Linked DNA regions of Homo sapiens: region 2 is linked to region 1. A link is an interaction called in ENCODE POLR2A ChIA-PET data of the cell type or tissue named here. Cell type or tissue: endothelial cell of umbilical vein. All regions are shown on one strand.

Evidence for each region. Peaks named below come from ENCODE experiments on the same cell type or tissue, not always from the same donor. Only the 100,000 strongest peaks of a DNase experiment are listed, where the experiment ranks them.
Region 2: POLR2A ChIA-PET joins it to region 1 with 6 read pairs; 2 of 35 experiments call an interaction of 5 or more read pairs at or near these places.

Annotation. Positions count from the first base shown.
Region 1 is chr11:128,081,036-128,085,035 of GRCh38, forward strand. No RefSeq gene overlaps it. Among named protein-coding and RNA genes, the nearest start is that of LINC02725, 13 kb to the right of the region's middle. In endothelial cell of umbilical vein, no CTCF peak of the experiment used is centred here; no DNase peak of the experiment used is centred here.
Region 2 is chr11:128,823,403-128,827,402 of GRCh38, forward strand. No RefSeq gene overlaps it. Among named protein-coding and RNA genes, the nearest start is that of KCNJ1, 42 kb to the right of the region's middle. In endothelial cell of umbilical vein, no CTCF peak of the experiment used is centred here; a DNase peak (open chromatin) is centred at 2,149; H3K27ac peaks cover 847 bases.

The sequences.
Region 1 (4,000 bases):
ATCAGCCTTGAGTTGATTTTTGTATATGGTGTAAGAAAGGGGTCCAGGTTCAATCTTCTGAATATGGCTAGCCAGTTATCTCACCACCATTTATAGAATAGGAAGCATTTTCCCATTGCTTGTTTTTGTCAACTTTGTCAAAGATCAGATGGTTGTATGTGATTGGCATTATTTCTGGGCTCTCTATTCTGGTCTACATGTCTGTTTTGTACAAGCACCATGCTGTTTTCATTACTGTAGCCCTGTAGAATAGTTTAAAGTTGGATAGTGTGATGCCTTCAGCTTTATTCTTTCTGCTGAGAATGGTCTAGGCTATTTGAGATCTTTTAAAATTTTTTGGTTCTATATGAATTTTCAAATAGTTATTTCTAATTCAGTGAAGAGTGTCATTGGTAGTTTGATAAGAATAGTAGTAAATCTATAAATTGCTTTGGGCAGTATGGCCATTGTAAAGATAATGATTCTTCCTATCCATAAGCATGGAATATTTTTTCATTTATTTGTGTCATTTCTTTTAGCAGTTTTGTAGTTCACTTTGTAGAGATTGTTTACCTCCTCATTTAGCTGTATTCCTAGATACTTTGTTCTTTTTTTGCTACTGTTTATGTGATTGCATTCTTGATTTGGCTTTCAGCTTGGATGTTGTTAGTGTATAGAAATGCTACTGATTGGCCAGGCATGGTGGCTCAAGCCTGTAATCCCAGCAATTTGGGAGGCCACGGTGGGTGGATCACAAGGTCAGGAGTTCAAGACAAGACTGACTAATATAGTGAAACCCCATCTCTACTAAAAATACAAAAATTAGCCAGGTGTGGTGGCAGGCACCTGTAGTCCCAGCTACTCGAAAGGCTGAGACAGGAGAATCGCTTAAACCCGGGAGGTGGAGGTTGCAGTGAGCCAAGATCGCACTACTGCACTCCAATCTGGGTGACAGAGTGGGACTCCATCAAGAAGAAAGAAGGAAGGAAGGAAGGAAGGAAGGAAGGAAGGAAGGAATGAAGGAAGGAAGGAAGGAAGGAAAGAAGAGAGAGAAAGAAAGATGAAAGAAAAAGAGAAAGATGAAAGAAAGAAAAAAGAAAGAAAAAGAAAGGAAAGAAAGAAAAAGAAAGGAAAGAAAGGAAGAAATGCTATTGATTTTTGTGCATAGAATTGTAGCCTGAGACTTTGCTGAAATTGTTTATCAGATCTATAAACTTTTGGGCAGAGACTATGGAGTTTTCTAGTATAGAATCATGTCTGCAAACAGATATTTGACTGCCTCTCTTCCTATTTGGATGCCTTTTATTTATCTGTCTTGCCTGATTGCCCTGGCCAGGACTACCAATATCATGCTGAATAGAAGTGGTGAGAGTGGGCATCCTTGTCTTGTTCTAGTTCTCATGAAGAAAGCTTATAGCTTTTGCCCATTAAATTTGATGCTGGCTATGGGTTTGTCATAAATAGCTCTTATTATTTCGAGGTATGTTTCTTCATTGATTAGTTTTTTTTTAGGGTTTTTAACATGAAAAGCTGTTGAATTTTATCAAAAGCCTTTTCTGCTTTTACTGAGAAAATTATAAGGTTTTTTGTTTTTAGTTCTGTTTATGTGGTGAATCACATTTACTGATTTGCATATGTTGACCAATCTTGCATCTCAGGGATAAAGCCTACTTGACTGCGGTGGATTAGCTTTATCTTGTGCTTCTAGATTCGATTTGCTAGAATTGTTCATGTTTATCAAGGATATTGGCCTGAAGTTTTATTTTTATGTTGTGTCTCTGCCAGGTTTTGGTATCAGGATGATGCTGACCTCATAGGACAAACTAGGGAGAAGTCACTCTTTCTCAATTTTTTGGAATAGTTTCAACTGGAATTCTACCAGCTCTTCTTTATATATCTGGTAGGATTTTGCTGTGAACTTATATGGTCCTGGACTTTTTCTTGCTAGTAGGCTTTTTATTACTAAATCAATTTTAGAAGTTGTTATTGATCTGTTCAGGAATTCCATTTCTGCCTGGTTCAATCTTGAGATGTTATATATTCTCAGGAATTTATTTATTTCATCGGTTTTCTAGTTTGTGTGCATCAAGGTGTTCACAGTAGTCTTTTGAGATTTTTTGTGTTTCTATGGGGTTGGTGGTAATGTTCCCTTTGTCATTTCTGATTGAGTTTATTTAGATCTTCTCTCTTTTTTTCTTTATTAGTGTAGCTAGTAGCCTACTAGACTAATAAAGCTACTAGACTAGTAGCTAGTACACTACTAGACTAATAAAGCTGAATTCTGTATTCAATAATAAAGAAACACATACTGTATTCACTGATCTTTTGTATGCTTCTTGAGTCTCAAATTCCTTCAGTTCAGCTCTGATTTTGTTTATTTTTGTCTTCTGCTCACTCTGGAGTTGGTTTGCTCTTGTTCCTCTAGTTTCTCTAGGTGTGATGTTAGATTGTTAATTTGAGATCTTTCTGCTTGTTTGAATGAGTGCTTAGCATTATAAACCTTCCTCTTAACACTGCTTTAGGTGTATCCCAGAGATTCTGGTATATTGTATCTTTGTTCTCATTTGTTTCAAATCATTTCTTGATTTCTGCCTTGATTTCATTGTTTACTCAGTAGTCATTTAGGTGCAGGTTGTTTAATTTCCATGTAACTGTATGGTTGTGAGTGATTTTCTTAGTATTAATTTCTATTTTTATAGTGCTGTGGTCTGAGAGTGTGATTGGTATGATTTTACTTTTTTTGAATTTTCTAAGGATTGTTTTATGGCCAATTATGTGGTCTTTTGTAAAGCATGTCCATGGGCAGATGAGAAGAATGTATATTCTGTTGTTGTGGGGGTTGAAGAGTTCTGTAGATGTCTATGAGATTTATTTGGTCCAGTGTTGTGTTCAAGTCCTTAATATCTTTGTTAGTTTTCTGCTTGATGATCTGTCTAATACTGTCAGTGGGTGTTGAAGTCTCCCACTATTATTTTGTGGGAGTCTAAGTGTCCTTGAATGTCTCTAAGAAGTTGCTTTATGAATCTGGGTGCTCCTGTGATGGGTGCATATATATTTAGGGTAGTTAGGTCTTCTTGTTAACTTGAACTCTTTACCATTACCCTTGTCTTTTTTTATGTTTGTTGGTTGAAAGTCTGTTTCATCTGAAATTAGGATTGCAACCCTGCTTTTTTCTGCTTTTCATTTGCTTGGTAGATGTTTTTCGATTCTTTTACTTTGAACCTGTGGGTGTCATTGCATGTGAGATGAGTCTCTTGTATACAGCATATAGGTGGGTCTTACTTCTTTACCCAACTTGCCATTCTGTGCCTTTTAAATGGGGTATTTAGCCTCCTTACATTAAAAGTTGATATTGATATGCGCAGGTTTGATCCTGTCATTGTGTTGTTAGCTGGTTATTATGCAGAATTAACAGAATTAACTGTGTGGCTGCCTTATAGTGTCAGTGATCTATGCACTTAAGTGTGTTTTTATGGTGGCTGGTAATGGTCCTTTTTTTCCATATTTAGCACTCCCTGAGGACCTTTTGTAAGGCAGCTCTGATGGTAACAAATTCTCTTAGCATTTGCTTGTCTGAAAAGGACCTTATTTCTCTTTCACTTATGAAACTTAGTTTGGCTGGATATAAAATTCTTCATTGGAATTTCCTTTCCTTAAAAATGCTGAATATATAGACACCCCCAATGTCTTCTGGCTTGTAGGATTTCTGCTCTTAGATCGACTGTTAGTCTGATGGAGTTTCTTGTGTAGGTGACCTGCCCCTTCTGTCTAGCTGCCTTTAACAGTTTACTTTCATTTTAACCTTGGAGAATCTAATGACTGTGTGTCTTAGAAATAATTGTCCTGTATAGTATCTTGCAGGGGTTCTCTGGATTTGAGTATTGACCCCTCTAGTGAGATTGGGGAAATTTTTGTGGATGATATCTTCAAATATGTTTTCCAAACTGCTTTTCTCCCCCTACAGGGACATCAAAAAGTCATAGATTTGGTTTCTTTACATAATCCCATATTTTTCTAAGTT
Region 2 (4,000 bases), 740 kb after region 1:
CACCACAGAGCTGAAGCACAAAGCCCTTCACAGTTTCCAAGGCCTTTCTTTCCTGTAACATTCGTCACTGCCCATCGTACCCACTGGCTTAATGTCTGTCTCTCTCCACTGGAAGGAGGCTCCACGAGGGCACCGCTCTGGTTTTCTTCCCTGGTGATCCCAGCACCTAGAAGGACGCCCGCCCGCTGCCTGTGCTCAGATACATTCTCAAATGAACAGCTCTCCTGTGACAAGGACACGTTCGGTCCCCACTTTACAAGTAAGGGACACGGCCTCTCAGCAACTCCGGGACTGGAGGGCTAGGGCAGTCTGGGATGCCTCATCCTGCAATGGAGTCCGCCTATGACAACGTAGAAGCTCTCTGGGAGGAAAAGGGAAGCGGTTTGGGAGTTTCTAGAAGTCTACCTCTGCAGCAACATTTGGCCAACCAAAGAAAGGTTTTCGATTTGTTTTATTTTGAGAAAGGTTCCTGGAAGACCCCCCCACCCCACCCAGGGTGGAGACGTCCACCTGGCAGCGCCTCGGCCCAGCTCCGGCCTGACCACCCAGGTTCATCTCCCCCTGCCCGCCGCCTCCCACCCCCCGCCAGGCCCCTCCTCCAGCCGTCTGTGAATCCAGCCCATTTAAAATTCCCTTTGAAAAGATCTCTGTTTGGGTGAGTTCCGTGGGCTCTGCCCAGAGAGGGCAGATTATCTGAAAATAGGTGTTATTGATTACAACCAAGTGGTCTTTGTGGAAAGGGTTCCACTTGAACCAAAATAAATATTTGCCATTACAAAGAACAAGCCGGTCCCTGTTGCGGGCGGGGGCGTCCTCGGCCCTCTCTGGCCCCCTCGGCCCAGGAGCTACGCGAGCTCGGATTGTGTTTCCCCGGCGAGGACAGGGACGCGCGCGGGCGGGGAGCAGGGGCCCGGTGGCTCCGACGCCGGAGGCTTGCGGCCCAGGGCCGGCTGCAGGCTTGAAGCCTGCTCGGAGCTTGGGATTGTATTTTCTTTGGCTTTCTGGCGCGCTCCTTATTATTTATTTCTTTTCCCTCTGTTTTATTTTTATTTTCAAGCTGCCGGCCAGGCTGGATGCCGTCCATTCACCCCGCTGCCTTGGAGCGCTGCGCGCAGACAGCCGGAGCCGGCTCGGGCTCAGCCCTGGGGGTGGGGGGCAGCCGAGGGCGCGGGGGGCGGGGTACGCGGGTAGCAGCTCAAGGGTGAGGGGCAGCCGAGAGCGCGCGGGGCGGGGTACTCCGGGAGCAGCTCCGGGTGGGGGGCAGCCTTGGGCACAGGGAGGTGGGGGGAACTCAGGGGGCAGCTCCGGGTGGGGGGTGGCCGAGGGCGTTGGGGGCCGGGGGATACAGGGGACAGCTCGGGAGCAGCCGGGTGGGGGTGGCCGAGGGCGCGGGGAGCAGCTTGGGGGTTGGGGGCAGCCTTGGGCGAGGGAATGTTGGGGGACGCAGGGGGCAGCTCGGGTGGGGGTGGCCGAGGGTGCTGGGAGCCACAGGGGGCCGAGGGCTGGGGAGAACAGGGGCACCGCGGGGTTGGAGGGAGGACGCCAGGCTGTGTGCCTGCCTGGCTGGGGCGACAGGAATCCATCTTGGCAGTGGGTGCCTCCGCGGTCCAGGGATCTCGTGACCCGGCAGTAACAATTTGGTTTTCCTGAAAAGATGATGGTAATTCGGTGTAAGACCTGGGGGTAGGAGGCAGCTGAAACTTGGACCCCCACTGGAGTCCCCTTCTTCCATTCTTTTCTCCCTGCTTTGTGCCCAGGGGGAGCACAGACCTTCCCCTCGAGGGTGCTCGTGGGCGGCATCCCGCGGGAGCCGGAGCCTCTGAGAGGTCTCCTCCTGCCCCTGGAGATCCCACCCTCACCTCTCTGGAGCCACTGGTGGATGGCGGAGTGGCGGGGTGGGGGATCTATGGAGAGAGTGGGATCCCCTTCTCTGTTAGTGTGGAGACTAGAGGCTTTGGGGAGCCACCGTGCCCCCGCCCCCAGCCAGAGTGGATTGTCCAGGGCCCGGTGTGGAGGGCTAGAGGCTGAGAAGGAGGGAGCAGGAAGGCCTAATTCCGGTGGCTCTAGAAGGCAGACAGGAAAAGCTGGGGTCAGAAAGAAGGGAGAGGGGGAAACAAAGAATGTGGAGTAAACCGTTCCTGCCAAGTGCGGATCACCGGAGAGCTGAGCAGCTGGGCTGATGGAGTGGGAGAGGGATGGACAAAGAACTACAGCTACCAGGACCTTGTGTCATACACAGGACCCGGCTTCCCCCGCTGGGCTACAAATCACAAACTCCTTCCTAACCCCAGCTTCCTCTTACATGGCTGAAGAAGGCATTCCTGGTGTTTTTGGCTTTCTGGCGCGTTCCTTATTATTTATTTCTTTTCCCTCTTATTATTTATTTCTTTTCCCTCCGTTTTATTATTTCTCTCTCTGCCTCTGTCTCTGTTTGGCAACTATTTCCCTCCTCCCCAAATCCTGGCAAGATCTACCATCAGCCCAGTGTGCATGGGCAGCCTGCCCCAGGCCAGCCCCTTAGAGCCAGGATGACTTTCCAATGAGAAGGGACCCCAGGGCATGGAAGGACCCTGGCATGGAAGGAGGAGGAAGGACTCCTCTCCGTGGAGGCTTCAACTTCCCCCTGGGAAGTCACTTCCGGTAGGAAAACCTGGCTCCCTTACCCCTGTTTCCTCCAAGCCACAGCTAATGCGGAATAGTTACTGACCTCCCATCCCAGCATGAGGTCCGCCTAAGCGTGGGAAGTGGAAAGTGTCCTGTAAAGGTGGAAACTTGTCAGCAGCCTCAGCAGGCAGAGCAGGGCCTAGGGTTGTGAGGAAGAGATGGCTCTGCAGAAGACGATTGCTCTTTGCAGCTAGGTTCTGGCAGTCCCTGCACCAACCTATGAACACATTGGGTGGCAACCAAAAGCAGATAATTTTAGAGCTAAAAGTGACCTTTAGGGGCATGTAATCCACCGGTTCCACCACTTATTGTAAAACCAGAGTCCAGCTAGATGTGCTGGCTTACACCTGGAATCCCAATGCTTTGAGAGGCTGAGGCAGGAGGATCACTTGTGGCAGGTGTTCAAGGCTGCAATGAATTATGATCATGCCACATTGCATGTCAGCCTGGGCTATGGAGCAAGAGGCCCACTCAAAGAAGCACCAAAAAACCAGAAAACAAAACAAAATAACAGAGACCGATGTCCAGGTCTTTGGAAACCCCCAGGGCACCAGAAAATCCTGACTCCAGGGGTCAGCAGAGGGGCCCAGGGATTGTATCCACTGCTGGGCCCAACGGATATCCCCTGCTAGGCCCGAAAGATACCCTCAGTGGTGAGCTGGTAAATGTTAGCAGCTGGCCCCTGAGGGGGGGCAAACATGGGTGATACAGTTTGGCTGTGTCCCCACCCAAATCTCATCTTGAATTGTAGTTCCCGTAATCCCCACATATCGTGGGAGGGACCTGGTAGGAGGTAATTGAATCATGGGGACGGTTACCCTCATGCTGTTCTATGATAGTGAGTGAGTTCTCACGAGATCTGATGGTTTTACAAGGAGCTTTTCCCCCTTGGCTTGGCAGTTCTCCTTGTGCCACCCTGTGAAGAAGAATATGTTTGCTTCCCCTTCTGCCATGATTGTAAGTTTCCTGAGGCCTCCCCAGCCATGCTGAACTGTGAGTCAACTAAACCTCTTTCCTTTATAAATTACTCCGTCTTGGGTATGTCTTTATTAGCATCATGAGAACAGACTAATACAGTAGGCCCTGAGTGATCACATTTGCCGATTCCCAAGACATAAGCTTTCCGCCACCACTGGTGTCAGGGTGCCAGCATGACACTGAATCCAGAGCTAGGAAAAGATGCACCCATCAGCTCTTTACAGGAATGGTCCCACCCCCTAGGGGCCACAAAACTGAAGTGACAGCTCCTTGGGGACAGAGCCAGGAGAGGATTCTGGATCCAGGGGCCTTCCCCACCACACTGCACTGCTTCCTAGTTAGTCACTGCCCTCTTGCT